2 separate regions of the Mus musculus genome follow, and region 1 is linked to region 2. Evidence: chromatin loops called from intact Hi-C (ENCODE). Cell type or tissue: left cerebral cortex. All regions are shown on one strand.

The links. Hi-C counts contacts between places; a loop is a spot of excess contacts. Peaks named below come from ENCODE experiments on the same cell type or tissue, not always from the same donor. Only the 100,000 strongest peaks of a DNase experiment are listed, where the experiment ranks them.
Region 1: a loop joins it to region 2, with 8 times the contacts of the local background. A loop is called at or near these places in 3 of 42 quality-filtered maps.

What each region holds. Positions count from the first base shown.
Region 1 is chr4:119,091,152-119,099,151 of GRCm38, forward strand. No RefSeq gene overlaps it. Among named protein-coding and RNA genes, the nearest start is that of Slc2a1, 14 kb to the right of the region's middle. In left cerebral cortex, no CTCF peak of the experiment used is centred here; DNase peaks (open chromatin) are centred at 4,015, 7,263 and 7,846; H3K27ac peaks cover 1,788 bases.
Region 2 is chr4:119,041,174-119,049,173 of GRCm38, forward strand. No RefSeq gene overlaps it. Among named protein-coding and RNA genes, the nearest start is that of Lincred2, 5.8 kb to the right of the region's middle. In left cerebral cortex, no CTCF peak of the experiment used is centred here; a DNase peak (open chromatin) is centred at 3,289; H3K27ac peaks cover 3,421 bases.

The DNA.
Region 1 (8,000 bases), 50 kb after region 2:
AGAGAAATTATTTTGTCAGAGTGCAACTTCAGGGATTGTGTAAGAGCCTAGTTGGCCTGGGGCAGGGGAAAAAGCCAACATCAGCTTCTTCTAGCCTCCCATTTGGGAGAGGGGAATAGTCAGCTTTAGCCTTCTCTCTCTACCTGGTCTTAACTGAAGGAGAGAAAAACCTGAAAAGACAAAGAAAGCTCACCCTCGGACTGAGTGGAACACCTCTCTTGCCTCACGCCTCCCTGCCGGAACACTAGAGGCACATTTTATTATACTACCTTCCTTTTATCAAGTACATTTTATAACTTTCAACAACAGCACATCCTAATACAAACTCCTGGCCAAACTAAGTTTGGAGAAATGAAAGTATCAGAACCAGAATCTGATATGACAGAATGCTGGAAGTATCAGGCTGGCATTTAAACCCATGATGATTGACAGCCTCGGAGCTCTCCTGGAAAAGTCGACACCACGTAAGAACAAACAAGCAATGTAAGCATGGTGATGGGAATTCTAAGGTAGAAGTGACAGAAACAGCAAGCATGGCACGGGAGAACATGCCTCTAATCCCAAGCAGAGGCAGGAAGGTCATAAGTTCAAGGCCAACCAGGCTACAAAGAGAGCTCCAGGTCAGCCTTCATTATATAAACAAGACTCTACCTCAAAAAATAAGTTAAAAGATCACGTGGTAGCCTCTTATGTCTTTAATCCCAGCACTCAGGAAGCAGAGGCGGGTAGATGTCTGAGTTCGAGGCCAGCCTGGTCTACAGAGTGAGTTCCAGGACAGCCAGGGCTACACCCTCCCTCAAAACAAACAAACAATGCTTGGGGAGTGATATTTCTGCATGAAATCCAAGACCTGATTTTATCACACCTGGGTCAGCGTGGTCCAGGACACAGTGAACATGCTCAAGTAGAGCTAGACTCTACAGGTAAAGTTGAACCTCTGGGGATTTGGCAGGCTTCTCTCGAGAAAGCAGGGTCTTCCCTCATGGTAATATAAGCTGTATGGTTTCAAGAGACTCCATTTTCACACAGTCTGTCCGTCTGTGTGAGAAACCTTCTCTAGATCACAGAGTATAAAACCCAAACAATTGAATGCAGCCATCTTGGACCCTGAAGCGTGAGGGGAAATGTCACATCCATCTGAAGGGACAATGAAATCTTCTTGACAACCTTCTCTAGCTAATATCTAGGCTCTCACGTTTGTTGTTTCAAGGAAGGATCTCACTATGGAGTCCTGGCTGCCCTGGAACTCACTGTGTAGACCAGCCAGACTGGCTTCAAACTCCAAGATCTGCTTGCCTCCACCTCCTGAGTGATTAGAGGTCTGTGCCACTCTGTATAGTGACAATTCTGGAATTTTGGTTTCTTTAAAAACACAGAAATATTCTGAGAACAGGTTTTTGTTTTAATCCCATGGGGTGAGATATGGGGCTGCTTCAGACAGTCTGCAGCAGCTGACCATGATTTGCCTTGTGCTCTAGCAGAGGGACGTTTCCGTGATTGTGTGACGTTTGAAATTCTAGGGACTTTTCAGAGGTTATATAAATGCTAGAATCCCACTAGGTAAGGTGGGTGCAGGTGTTCATTTAAGGCGATTGGCTGAAGTTTGTTGGTGTTGTGCTCAAAGAAGAAACAAAAGGAAAGTAATTAGACTCGGGGATCTCTCTCTCTCTCCTCTATCCTTTTTCTCCTAGATAGTGTTAAATGAAAAAACGAAGTGGGAGGATAAAGGGTAGGAAAAAGAAGAATCCACAAAATAGCCTGACCAACTACAAGTATGCCCAGCCTAGCAGCAGCGGTAACAGTACTTTAGGTGCTATATTTTTAGTTAGGTCCTATGTTGAAGGTTTTTTTTTTTATTAGGTATTTTCCTCGTTTACATGAAGGTTTTAAAGGCCTAGGTTCTGCAGATCTTCAGTTCTCTGACTTTAATAATCCAAAAGGGCTGGAAAAATAGCTCAGAGGATAAAAGAACTGACTGTTCCTCCAGAGGACCCAGATTCCAATCCCAACACTCACAAGGCAGCTCACAACTGTCTATAACTCCAAGATATGACTGACACCCCACACACATACATGCCGGCAAAACATCAATGTACATGAAAGCTAAAAATATTTTTTTAAAATATATATATAAAAAAATAATCCAAGGGTTTTGGTGGGGAGTTTGAGGCCAGCCTTCCTTATCTACATAGTGAGTTCCAGGACAAGCAGAGCCACATAGTGAGACCCTACCACAAAACAAAAAATAAAACAAAACAAAACTGAATCCAAGAGTCTTTGTGCTAAGCACTTACACGTTTCAGACTTATCTACTATCCCTGTCTCAGCTTCAGAGGCAGGAGTGGGGCAGGTGATCCATGGGTAGCACCTTTCCCTCCAAATCTGGTGTTGCAAATAGGCGTCTCCCTCCAGTGCGCGAGTGTGTGTGTGTGTGTGTGTGTGTGTGTGTGTGTGTGTGTGTACACGCACCGTGCGCACACGATAGGCGCATGCAAGCACATGTGTATATATGCTCTCGCACACACATGCTCTTGCTGGTGGAGGTCAGAGGACACACGGCAGCTGTGCTGGTTATATAGCTCTATAGCATGTGTGCTGGGTTGAATGATTGTCTCCATTAACTTCAGAATTCTTCTAGCACAAGGATGGAATTGGAGTCAACCTATAGGAGTCAATCCCTGGCCAGGCATGGTATGCTCACAAGACAGGTTTATCACCTGGATAACTACTTGAGCAGGGGGCTGCAGGGAGCAAGCTCTGCTGTCTTCCTTGTTCCTCATCCTGGGATTGCATCCTGAGGGGGCTAGCAAGGTGGGTATGTTCCTGAAGTCACGCAGGCCAGTAAAACCAAGACAGAGTTCATTCTCACGTGAGCTTGGAGCCCAAAGCAAGACAGATGTCAGCTCCAGGTCTGGAGCAGATGGTAACTGGAATCCAAATGAGCTGCCTGAGGGGAGTCTCATGAGGGAGGCCACACGTCGAGAAAATGGGCCCGGATGCCTCAGGTGTGGATGACTCATTTTTCTGCAAGTAGCCATAAAAAAGAAGAGGTCACGTCTCCTCTGCCCTGTACCTGAGAGTCACATTCCAGTGACCCAGCCGACACCCTTCAGGGTTGTGGAAGCTCTTCTCCAGGGCTGCCCTCTGCTCTGGTCTCCAGATGTGGGCTGCTGTGGATGGTCCTCAGACAGAGCTGCATCTACTTCTGAGCATCTTCAAACCCAAAGTCCAGGAGCTCCTGACTGCCCCAGCCTCCGCCAGACACCCAGTTGCCCTCAGTGGGGCCAGCTTGTCCAGCCACTCTCTCCAGTAACTGCTCCCTCCTCGGAGACCCGCCTCACACTGCTGCTATGTCTCACTGGTTCAGTTTTTTTGCCCAACTTCCACACGACTGTTCTAAACCACAAAGCTGACCCTGACCCCCACCCCCTCAGACTCTCCAGTGCCTACCCATCGACAGTTCCTCAGTATGGCACGCAAGGCCCTTCACCAGCCTCCTCTCCCGCCTCCTCTCCCTCTGCACCCTTGAACTTCACCTGAGTCCCATCCATTGTAAACACCAGCTCACACCTCTGTCCCTTGCCCTCTTTGTCTCTCCTTCGGTTTCTACCCATTCTCTGGTCATCCTTCTATCAGTCACACCCTGGTTTTATAAGCCAGCATACACAACACCGCGGTGGCAATAACGATGTTGCATTACAGTCGTTTGGTTACGCTGTTTTTTTCCAGATGAGGGTGTATTGTTCCGCTAGCTGTATTCGTGTCTGGCTCTAAGTCCCTATATGTCACTATGTGTCCGATGGAGGAAGGGAGAAATGTCGATTCCTGGCACCAGGTGACTGAAGGCAGAAATGGAGTTGGGGGTTGGCGTGCACAAGGGATCCTGATGAGAGAAAAGAACAGAGGAAGCCTGAAGCTGCGGAGCTGGCTCCAGGAGGGGGGTGAGGAAGCTGCCCTGAGTGTCAGCCTCAGCTCTCTGCAGGGGGTCCATCCTGTACCTGAGCTCTGTGCTCTGAAATCTCCGGAATCCTTGTCATTTCCTTGTGTTTGTTGCTCCTGCTGCCCGGTGAGGAAATGTTCTTTGACCTCATCCTAGGCAGGAGCTATTCAGACCTAACTCAAGACAATTGTCTACTGGGTGGGCTGGGGATAGAAGGTGGTGGGCTGTACAGTTTGCCCTCATCCTGAGCACCAGGACTTAGGCTGGGCCAGGGTGTGGGAGTCCCACTGGGAAGTTTAAGCCAGGACAGAAGAGAGTGGGGGTAAGGGGGACCAGGAAGCCTCAAGGACTTGAGGCTGGACCCGTGGACCCTGAAGCAAATGTTTGACCCATGGGTGAGTTTCCTGTCTCAGTCGACTTGTTCTTAGTCATACTCTAGGTGACAAAGAATTTCAAGCTCAGAGGAGCTGAAAGGACGTGACTGAACTCCCTGGAGTGGGCAGGGAGAAACCTACTACCTATTTGTACCATATTCACATGGCCAAAGAGAGGCCTGGGTAGGATCCAGAAACAACTGAAAGAAAGGAAACACAGTCCTCATCCTAGTGGTCACAGGCTTTCCACAGTGACAGTTCCTGGGTCTCACCTGAGAACTGCTGGCTCAGAATATCGATGGCTTGGACCGACCGGGGACTGGGATTGTTTGAAAGTGGCCCAAGTAATGCTACTATGTCGATAGTTCAGCTCAGCTCACTGACTTGAGACCTAGCCCCAGTGGCTAGGTGCTGCCTTGGCCCTCACTGCCTCAATGAAACAGCCCCTCGTTCCACAGAACACAATCAGGGGCTCTTCTTTTGTTTTTGTTTTTTGTTTTTTTGTTTTCCATTACTCTGATCATAGAGCACCTGCCACTTTGCCTGTAATTATTTAATAACACCAGTGCAAGGTGCTTGGTGTAAGCCTGCCTGGGACCCCTTCAGATGCATGATGACAACAAGGACAAAGTGGTGAGACAGTGATAAGCGTGATGAACGAGAAGAGGCAGTAATGACTTACTGGGTAAAGAGTTGCCAGACCCCCTCACCCTCACAGCACTCCTCTGATACTGGACGTTTAAATTTTCAGATAAGGATGCTGAGATCTACCCACTGGGGTAGACTCAGGTCACATAGCAGATAGAAGAGCCAGGATCTAACTCAGGCCACGATCCAGGTGCCCACTGGGCTTCTGTTCTTTTAAGGATGGGAACACCGAGGTGCACGGAGACCATTAGTCCAAACTCAACGTTTTCACTTAAGAACCTCTGATCCTGGGGCTGCACACTCCCACATGGCCCCTGCTTAAACCCTTGCTAACTTACTTTGGGCTGACCTCCAATTCCTGGCCTATCCAGGATCCCTTCCTCGCTCTTCCCATCATCCCCAGGGACTTGCCTCCTCCTCTTCCATGCCTGCTTCCCCTCTGACCTCACTCCCTACCCATCCTGCCCCACCTTGATTCCCTGGAAGTGAGGCCAGCCAGGCTTGGCTGAGGTCACTGCTTCTCAGGCAGGCAGGGATCCAGAAACACTCAAATATTTCCTTCAGCTCCCTAGCCGGCATTCCAAATTGAGCTTGTTGAGTTGAGGAAAGGCACCTGCCTCTCCCCTGCTCCCCCCCCCCAACCCGACCACCTGCCTCAGTTTCTCCATTAGTAAGGTGAGAAAGGTCCTGGTGCCTGCCAGGGCTGAGAGATGAGCTACTGAGTTCAGGTGAGGTACATGCTGAAGGTCTCACTATAACTGCCTCGTTCTTGGACAATGGTTTAGAAAGTAGGGGGTCCCAAGTCGGTTAGGTGACACTGGACATTTATCTAACCTTACCGGTGCCCTCCTGGACTTTCTCCAAGGAACAAGAGTCATAACAGTGTACTCTCCATACTGCAAGGCCGGAAGGGTAGGTGGGATATCATGTAGTAAAGGTCACCAGCACAGGGTGGGATCTCCATCAGCAAATACTCGCCAGTGTCCAGTGAGGCCTTTCCTCCCTCTTTGGAATGCAGGGCCATCTCAGGGCAGCTTGTCAGAGACTTGCCGGGTCTTCAGAGTGGGTCCCCAATCCAGCCATCATGCCATGCCCACTGAGAATAGCATCGATAGCTTCACTTCATCACCTAGTGGGTGACAGCACGCTTCCAAATATCAGTGTCAGAGGTGCTCTTGAATTCTGAGAGGTTGCAGAGCCCCTCCCTACATCTTTTCTTTTCTTTTTAAAGATTTCTTTATTATTATACATAAGTACACTGTAGCTGTCTTCAGACACACACCAGAAAAGGGCATCAGATTCCATTACAGATGGTTGTGAGCCACCATGTGGTTGCTGGGATTTGAACTCAGGACCTTCAGAAGAGCAGTCAGTGCTCTTACCGGCTAAGCCATCTGGCCAGCCCAGGTCCCCCCCCCCCCCCTTTTGTCTGTGGTTTGCAATAGTGTCAAGCAGCTGTATGGGTGTTGAACTCTGTGTAGTTGAGGATGACCTTGGACTTCTGCGTTTCTCTGAGTGCTGGATTACAGGCGAGCATCACCAGTTTCTCTGCTTTCTCTCTTCCTCCCTTTATCAACCGTCTACACAAGGCCAGATGAGTTTTCCTGATAAGTCTGAGTTCACTGCCACCTCTGCTGCTCATTCCCAGGGGAGTTCAGGCAAAGCCAGTTCTCTTTTCTGGGTCACACTTTGCTCATCTGTAAAGTGGACAAGATAGTCCTAGCCTTTGAGAGTGCCTGTGGGGTCACAAGTGTCAAGCATAGAGCAAGTAGTATATCTTAGCCCTCGAGACTCTAGTCCCTTCTATTCTAGATGAAAATATGCATGGTCACATGGTTTGGGTGAATTTTTATTGTTTTTTAAGACAGGGTTTCTCTGTGTAGCCCTGGCTATCCTAGAACTTACTATGTAGACGAGGCTGGCCTTGAATTCAGAGACACGTGGCGACGCCTCTGCCTCCTGAGTACTGGCTTAAAGGTATTGTCCAGCTTGGTGTGTGTTTTTTTTAAATCTACCATCTCTCTCTTTTGACTGTGTGTGTGTGTGTGTGTGTGTGTGTGTGTGTATGTACTCGTACATGTACGTGCCCATGACAAACATGTAGCTTTTAGATGTCAACATTCAGGATTTGGTTCCCTCCACTATGTTGGGTCCTAGGTACTGTACCCAGGTCATCAGTCTTGACTCAAGTGGCATGGAGCTGGCCTTAATCCCATGGTCTGTTCCACAGTCAGGAAGGAGCAGGCAGAGCTCAGGAGCTCTGCTTGCATCCAGGAAGGCAGCTCCCGCCCCCAGTGCAGGAGGTGTCTGTTGCTTTGTTTCTGAGCTGTCAGGGTTCCTCTCACGCAAGGAGCATCTGCTGTCCAGCCACATCTTCAGCAGAGTCCCTGAGTTTCGGAGGACAAAGACTAACCCCAGGGCTCCACATTGTACACCTCTTGTTCCACCCTCATTAGCATTGCCCAGCCAGGCCCAGCCAGGCCCAGGTCCTCAGACTGGGTCAGAGGGAGCAATCACCACGAGAGAGGTGTGGCAGGTAAGGCCACAAACCCTGTTCCTACTGCAAAGCCCACAAACATGGGACAGGAAATCAGTGGGCTTGCCCCAGTAGCTGACACATCGAAGACAGTGAGTGACCTTAGACCCACTGCCAGAAGCTTGGCAGGCAGCACTGATTTCCTACGCTGTCCCTGTGTGTCACCATGCTTAGAGTCTTGCTGTCTCAAAGAAAACAAAAACAAAAACGAAGTAGCCTTGTTTGTTTCCAATGCTGGGGATAGGCAAGCCGTCTCCCACAGAGCTCCATCACCAGCCTGCATCTACCTCAGAGCCACTTTGAGTCTTCTGTCAAAAATAACAAGACACCATATGGATCCATCTGGCAAAGACTAAAAGAACCCCACAAAGGATACTTAGTATCCATGAAGATTGCCAAAGGAGGGTGTCTTAGGTTTCTGTTGCCCTGATAAAACACCATGTATGGGAACAGATGGAGTTCTGAGTGAATGTGTGTTGTTGACTTGTGCACATCCATGCCA
Region 2 (8,000 bases):
GTTGCAATGATGTACGATGGTAGGATTTGCTGAAGGAGGCGGAGGCAGGAGGATCATGAGTTCAAAGCCAGCCTGAGCTACATAGCTTGCTCCATGAGAATTCAGGCAATCAATCAATCAATCAATAAGCATATAAAGAGGGAAAAAAACCAATCCAGAAAATAGGCTTGACTCTCTACCCTGAAAAGCCAACCCTAGGGAGTCATCGTCACAGCTAGGGAGACAGCAATGCTCACAGGGGCTGCTGCTGACTATTGGTGGCTGTCTCTCCTCTCTGGACCTGGTGTTCTTCTCCTGTTTATAGTTGGATTAGAGTACCTGTCACCTACAGTTTTAGGATAAACACGAGTTTATGCAACAACAAAAAAATTCCAAATATCATAATTATCTTCCAGGAGGGTCAGTCATTTCCAGGAGTCTGAAATTCTGGTCTCTTTTGTTTTGTGATTCTAATGACCAGAATGAGAGCTCAGCTCTTAGCAGGGAACACCTCTCCCCTGCAGGGCCACACCTGAAGGTTTGGATTCACTGAAGCAAAGCCACAGGAATTGCCACAGTTGGATTTTCTCCAAGGAGGGCAGTGAGACTCCGGGAGGGATGAGAGTAGTCAGGTCCCTGAAATAAATATGGGCAGCTTTTGCCACCTCTGGCAAATCTCCAGACCTGTGGCAATGTGAACCACTGAACGGCTTAGTACTGACCACTGCCGTCTCTTCAGCACTCAGAACTCAAAGCCCCAGTGCAGATTATCTCGTTTGGCTTTAGCAGTCGTGTTATTCAGGGTTGGAGAGATGACTCGGCCATGAAGAGTACTTGTTGAAGAGCACCCAGGTTCAATTCCCAGCACCTCCATGTCAGCTCACAACCATCTGTCACGCCAGTTCCAGGGGATCCAACAGATACATACCTGGTGCACATACATGCAGGCAGGTGAGACACTCTACACATGGGACTAAAATAAAGACATCATTAAAAAGGAAAAAAAGAAAAATGAAACAAAGCATACTATGCTCTCATTTTTCCCCCTATTAGAGGTCTGGCATCTGGACACCAAAGCCACTGGCTTGCTAGGTGGCCAAACCCTGCTCAGCACTCGGGTGGGCTGTTCCCACTTCACCTCCTCATCAGACTCCTGTGACCTGCTGCCTACCAGGCACCTGCAGTCTTGGGTGAGCCTTGGAGCAGGGTCCTATCTGTCCAGCTCCCTTCAGGACTCCCCTAGGGCTGAGATGGATGTGTCACTAGCCCCTTGGACAGAATCTCTGGGCTCAATGAAGTCTAGCAGCAGCCTGATGCACACTCCGATGAAGGGCACTGGGAAATTGCTATATGCCTGGCAGTTGTAGAGCTTGTGGGTGAAAGGCATTTCAGTCCCTCTGAATTTCTTGTTACTATTTCACTGACCTGGCAGACTAAGGCCTCAAAAGAGGTAGCAGGCTCGGCTTAGGTATGCTCATAGTGGGTTAACTAGAGAAACTGCCATATTAGAAATATTTGTTAGAGGCTAGAGAGATGGCTCAGTGGTTAAGATCAGTGACTGCTCTTCCAGAGGTCCTAAGTTCAATTCCCAGCAACCACATGGTGTCTCACAACCATCTATAATGGGATCTGATGCTCTCTTCTGATGTGTATCTGCAGTGTACTCATGAAAATAAATACATCTTTAAAAAAAAGAAAAAAAGAAAGGAAAGGAAAGGAAAGGAATATCTGTTAGGCATTGGTTAGCACTGGAGTGATCTACAGATTGACTCTCAGCTCTACCATTTTAATTCTCTGAATCTTTGTTTTGCCTAAAGACCGTGTCTCATGTAGCCCAGGTTGGCCTCAAACTTCCTACATAGCATAGAATGTTCTCCAATTCCTGACCCTACTGCCTCCACTCCCCGGGCCTGTGCCAGAACCGCAGGCATATGCCACCTAGCCTGGCTAACCCCGAGTCCAAGCCTTCTTCCTTCCTTTCTTTTTTGAAGATTGTATTTGTTTTTATTTTGTTTCTGAGTGTTTTGTCTACATGTATGTCTGTGTATCACATGTCTACAGAGACCAAAAGAAGGCACTGTGTCCTCTGGGACTGGAGTTACAGATGGCCGTGAGCTGGGAATCGAACCTCAGCAAGGACAGCAAGTACTCTTAACCGCTGAGCCATCCATCGCTCCAGCCCAGCCCCGCCCTGCCCCCCACACTATTCTTTTCAATCCGCTTCATGATAGTTTTGAGGACTCTTCACTTATTCCTTCCACAAGTATTAGGTTGAACCATATGGAAATACCCATACCCAGTCACCTATGACACAGGAACAGTGATTTTATATCATTCAACTCTATAAAACCTCTCTCTCTCTCTCTCTCTCTCTCCTCTCCCCTCCTTCTCCCCAGTGTGAGAGACCCATCTCCACATTGTGGAGGGTAATCTGTTTACACAGACAATTAACTGAAAATGCTATTCTACTGTCTAGCAGAGTCTAGATGGAGCTACAAGTGTAAATAAAACTGGCTGAGGTACCCAGGCCAGGGGCTCCTGTGTTATATCCAGAGTCAGGGTTCAGGGAGGCCAATGAGCTGCCTTGAAGAATGTAAGATTCTAAGCCATGGCTTGAAAGAGGCTGAGAGCCAGCCCTGCCCCAGCTTGAGGGCATGGAGTCCTTAGTTCTGGATCTGCGAGGCCAAACTTACAGAGCTGAAAGAGCAACAGTGAGCAGAGAGGCAGAGGCCGCATCGGTCGGGAACATGGGGGTCAAGTGAGAGAGCCAGGTGTCTCCAGCACTCAGCATGATATCTGACACAAATCAGACCCCTCACTTTTAACACTGTACCCTAAGACTTGGGGCACAGGCCAGGGACTTTCCGTTCTAGGCTCTCTGGCTCCTGCTTCTTGGATTCTGATCTCCGGTCTTATCGACTTCATTTCCAAATTAGAGGTTTTTTGGAACCCAGGGGCTACCAGGCCAACCTGGAAGTCCGACTGCACATGCTGTATCCGTGACAGAGTTACAGAGAACAGGGACTGCCCTGAGTGGGACAGGCCGAAGAGGGACTGCCAGAGAGGTACAGACCCCACCCCCACCTTTGTAAGCCTGATTGCCTACCCAGGCCACCACAACTCCATCCAGCTCTGTCCCCGCCTTTGTTCCTGAGTCTCCAAGGCCCCCTTTCCTGCCAAACAAAGCCCCCAGCCACCCGACTGCCGCCCAACAGGCACCTGGGGCCTCTGGGCCTGGGAATCAAAGCCTGTTTTGCAAAGGAGGCCCAGTGTTTGGAGAACACCCATCCCCTGCTGCCCGGTCCTTCAAAGAACCGGCATTGTTCTGCGCTGAGAAGGCGCCTCTTGACGCGCTGGGCAGGGTCGGCTTGACGCTGGTGGACCTCTGATCTCAGGCCAGGCCCCCAGCCACTTGGGGGGAGGGTGGACTTAGGGGCCAAAGAGGGAGCAACCTGTCCTTGGGGCACTGTGGTCCTTCCTCATTCTCTGCCCACCCGAGTTCCCATCACCGAGTTCATTGAGACCCAGGCTCTTCTACCTGGTGATCTGGACAAGGCAGGCCTCAGGAGGCACCAGGACAAGAGATGAGATAGCGGGCAGGATTTTAGTGACCATAACAGGTACGTCAGAGACTGCAAACGTATTAGGCCTCAGTGGCATGTAACTGTGATTCTAGTACTTGGGATGCTGAGGCAGGAGAATCATGAGTTTGAAGTTAACCGGATCTTCAAGGCAAGACCCTGTCTCTAAATCATAGATCACAGGGGAGTGTGTGTTTGTGTGTGTGTGTGTGCGTGCGTGCGCGCATGCGCGTGTACACGTGCGTGTGCATATGTATGCATGTTCTCATTTTACAGCTCACAGAGGCTAGAGAGGAAACTGGGCCCAGAGCCCGGTTCAAGCTGTGAACTGACAGGCCCCGTTGGCTCTTTTATTTGTTGAAGAAATATTTCCCAATTACTTTCTTGTCCATTGTGGATTCCACTGCAAGCTAACATTAGTAAAGGCATTTAAATAAAAGTCTGCCCAGACACAAACTAAGGCCACAGAACTGGCTGTGGTGCCCAGGCGGGTCGTGAGGAGCCCAAATAACACTCAAAAGCCACCTTTATTTGTCCTTCCCCTCTGCCAGTCACAGCATCATGAGCTTCTGGGGTGGTGTGTGTGTGGGGGGGGTGTTAGTCTCACTCCTGTGGCACTGCAGAAGTCTCTCAAGGCACAGAGAGAGGGCAAGCAATGTGTTCAAAGTCACCCAGAAACTGAGGTTAGATTGGAGCGGAGAGCCTCATCTCAGGAGCTCATTCTGTCCGGTCCTCCCCTCAGATCACACTTCTGATCAAGTGGCACGGCAGACCTTTGCCCAGATGTACCCAGTGTGGACCTGTATTCTGAAGGCTGTGATTAAGAGCAAGGTCCCCACCACCAAAGTACTCGCCCATTCTGAGCCTCAGTTTCCTCTTCTGTCAAATAGGGATAGTCAGGGCCCATCTGGGGCTCTCGAGAAGATGAACTTGGGGGGACAAAGCAGGACACGTCCTGAGAATAAACCACATGCGTGATCGTGGACAGTGTGACGGCTCCACTTTCACTGTCCAGGGAGAGGAGAGGCGGGGCCAGGCTAAGGTGAGGAACTATCTCAGTGGGGGCTGCTTCCGGAAGCAGATAACAAGGCCTCCTTCCTGCAGGGCTTACTGGAGGAAGAAGGGGCAGGAAGGGAAGAACTGGGCACTTAGGGGTGGAGTGTTCTGATCTCCGGCCTTAGATTCCTGAGAGTCTCTTCCTACCTTCTTACCTACTGGGCCTGCTGAGGCACCAAGTGTGATCTTCTGACAGTCAGGATGTTGCTGCCCTCGTAATCTCCGCCAAACATCTAAGGACCACAGAAGTCACATCGAGCCCCAGGATCCTGGAAAATTCCATCGGCCTGCATAAGGAAGTAATATGACAGAGAAGAAACTTGGGCCACCTTAAGCAAGCCACTGAACTTCTCTGTCTTACATGAGAGATAGTCAGAGGCCAACCCTACCACCGAAGTTCCCAACTGCCACATGGGAGCATGTGTCTCACCCCCACGCATCTCACTTTTTCTTCCACTCAACAAGGACAATTTCCATAGAGTGTTATTATTTAGGCTATCATATAAGCTGTACAGCAGTTCCTAAATGAGACCAAAGATGGTATTCTTCAAAACACACAGAATGTGGGTCCAGACAGGATGGCTGTGCATCAAAAGTGCTTGCTGATCTTCCAGGGACTGGAGTCCAGGTCTCAGCACCCCCACGGCAGCTGACAACTGCCTGTAACTTCAGTTCCAAGGGATCCAATACCTTCTGGCCTCCTCAGACACTGGCACACACAAGTACAGACACACACACACACATATAAATAATTTAAAAATTCTTAGAAAAGGGAAAAAAAAAACTGGGGCTGGGGAGGTGGCTCCACGATTAGGAGCACTGGCTGCTCTTCCAGAGTACACAGGTTTTGATTCTCAACTCCCCGTGGCAGTTCATAACTGTCTGCAACTCTAGTCCCAGGGGATCTAACACCCTCTTCTGGGCACTGGATGCACACAGTGCATGGGCATGCACGCAGGAAATCACCTGTATGCACTCATACAAATAGAGAAACAAAAAGAAAGAAGAAAAAAAAAAGCGCAGCATCCCCTAAGCAGTATACTTAATATCCGTAAGCAGTATCTTCACTTAATGAAACCATTGGAACCAGAGGTAGGAACCGGCTGGAGTTTGTCAGGAGGGAGTCACTGTAACTCTTTGTGGTGTGATTCTTAGTCTATCCATTTGGGGCTTAAAAGAGCTTTGTATCATCATAAAGCTAACATCTGATCTTTCTCTACCTGACTGCTACTACTTGCTGATGGAGAAACTCAGGTAGAGAAGTGCACAAAGTCAGAATAACTTGACAGAGCTGAACCTTCAGCCACAGATAGCCAGCATCAAACCCCTGCTTCTCACCTCACCTCACACCACACACACACACACAAACATACATGCACACATATACAGAGATGCATGCACATACACACATGCACACACATACACACATAACACACATACATACACACATATACACACATGCACATACATATACTACACATATGCACATGCATGCACATACAACACTCACACATGCCACACACACATACACACAAGTACATATACATATACTCCACATACATGTACCACACATGTACATACATACACATATACACAAATACACATACCTCACACACAACCCACACAATACATACAACACATACATACACACTCACACACATATACACATAGCATATGTACACATACACAAACACATACACACACACACAAGTGTATACACATATACATGTACTACTCACATATACACACTCCACAAACATACCACACACATGTACATACACATACATACATACTACATATACTTTATACATGCACACATATAATCCACATACATACACAGCATACACAAACATATACACTACATACACACATATCACATATGTATACATACACACATATACACACATAGCCTGCACACAGCACACATACATACACACCACATACACATATACATATACTATGCATACATACACATCACATACATATATACACAGCACACACACACATATATACACACAAATACACACACATGCCATATCCATATACACACACTATACACACAAGTACACACACAAATGTGCACACACCATACACAAGTACACACATACCACATACATGCACACACATGCCGCACTTCAGTGGGGCTCCTACAAGGTGGGCATATCAAAACAGTGGAGAAAACAACCATGTACCTCAGTGAATGTGGGTGCTCTGTGGGTCTTGCTAAGAAAGTAGCAGAGAGACTGGTCTGGAACTGGCTCTGTAAATCAGGCTGGCCTTGAACTCACAGCTATCCACCTGCCTCTGCTCCCCAAGTGCTGGGATTACAGTTGTGTGCCACCACTGCCCATCAGAAATGAATTTCTTGGTCAGAAAAGTTCTCCTGAAATTCTGGAGGGACCGAGGGAGAAGTAGGAGCCATACATCACGCCTACAATCCTTGCATGCATGACTTCATGCGCAGATGATTCAGCTGCTAACTTTATCTGCAGTAGCTCACAGGACTGGACACAATGGACCACAGCGCAAGAGGCTGAGACTGCCTCAGGAGGTATAAATACATATGAGGGAGCCATTGCCTTGGAGACTGGGAAGGCTTCCTGGAGGAGGAGGACCAAAAGGCCCAGGGTAGGGAACATTCTGTAAGAACACATAGATACAGTTTCTTAACACTCAGTACTCTCTCAGACTGCCAGCAGGATGTAGACTGTAAAAGATGAAAGAGCTGGAGAATTTAAGAACCAGAAACAGCACAGCAGGGTGGAGCACACCCCAATCCCAGAGCTCTGGAGGCAGAGGCAAGAGGACCTGTGTGGATCTGAGACCAGTCTGGACTATATAGTGCTTTACAAACCAGTCAGTGATGTAGAGTAAGACCAGGTGACAGAACCAAACACAAAACAAAACAACACTGAAACAACTCTGAACAGATGCATGAAACCTGTCAAACTTGACGGGTGTTGGTAGAATCCCAGCGCAGAGGCAGAGGCAGAGGCAGAGGCAGAGGCAGAGGCAGAGGCAGAGGCAGAGGCAGAGGCAGAGGCAGAGGCAGAGGCAGAGGCAGAGGCAGAGGCAGAGGCAGAGGCAGAGGCAGAGGCAGAGGCAGAGGCAGAGGCAGAGGCAGAGGCAGAGGCAGAGGCAGAGGCAGAGGCAGAGGCAGGTGGAGTTCTGAATTTGAGGCCAGCCTGGTCTCCAGGACAGCCAGGGCAGAGAAACTCTGACTTGAAAAACTAAAAACTAAAAAAAAAAAAAAAAAAAAAAAAAAAAAAAGGAAGAAGAAGGAGGAGGATGAAGAAGAGAGGAAGGAGGGAGGTGGAGATGGAGAGGGAGAGAGCAGAGACCTGCCTACTGCACATGCTCTGTGGCCCTGTTACTCTGCTCTAG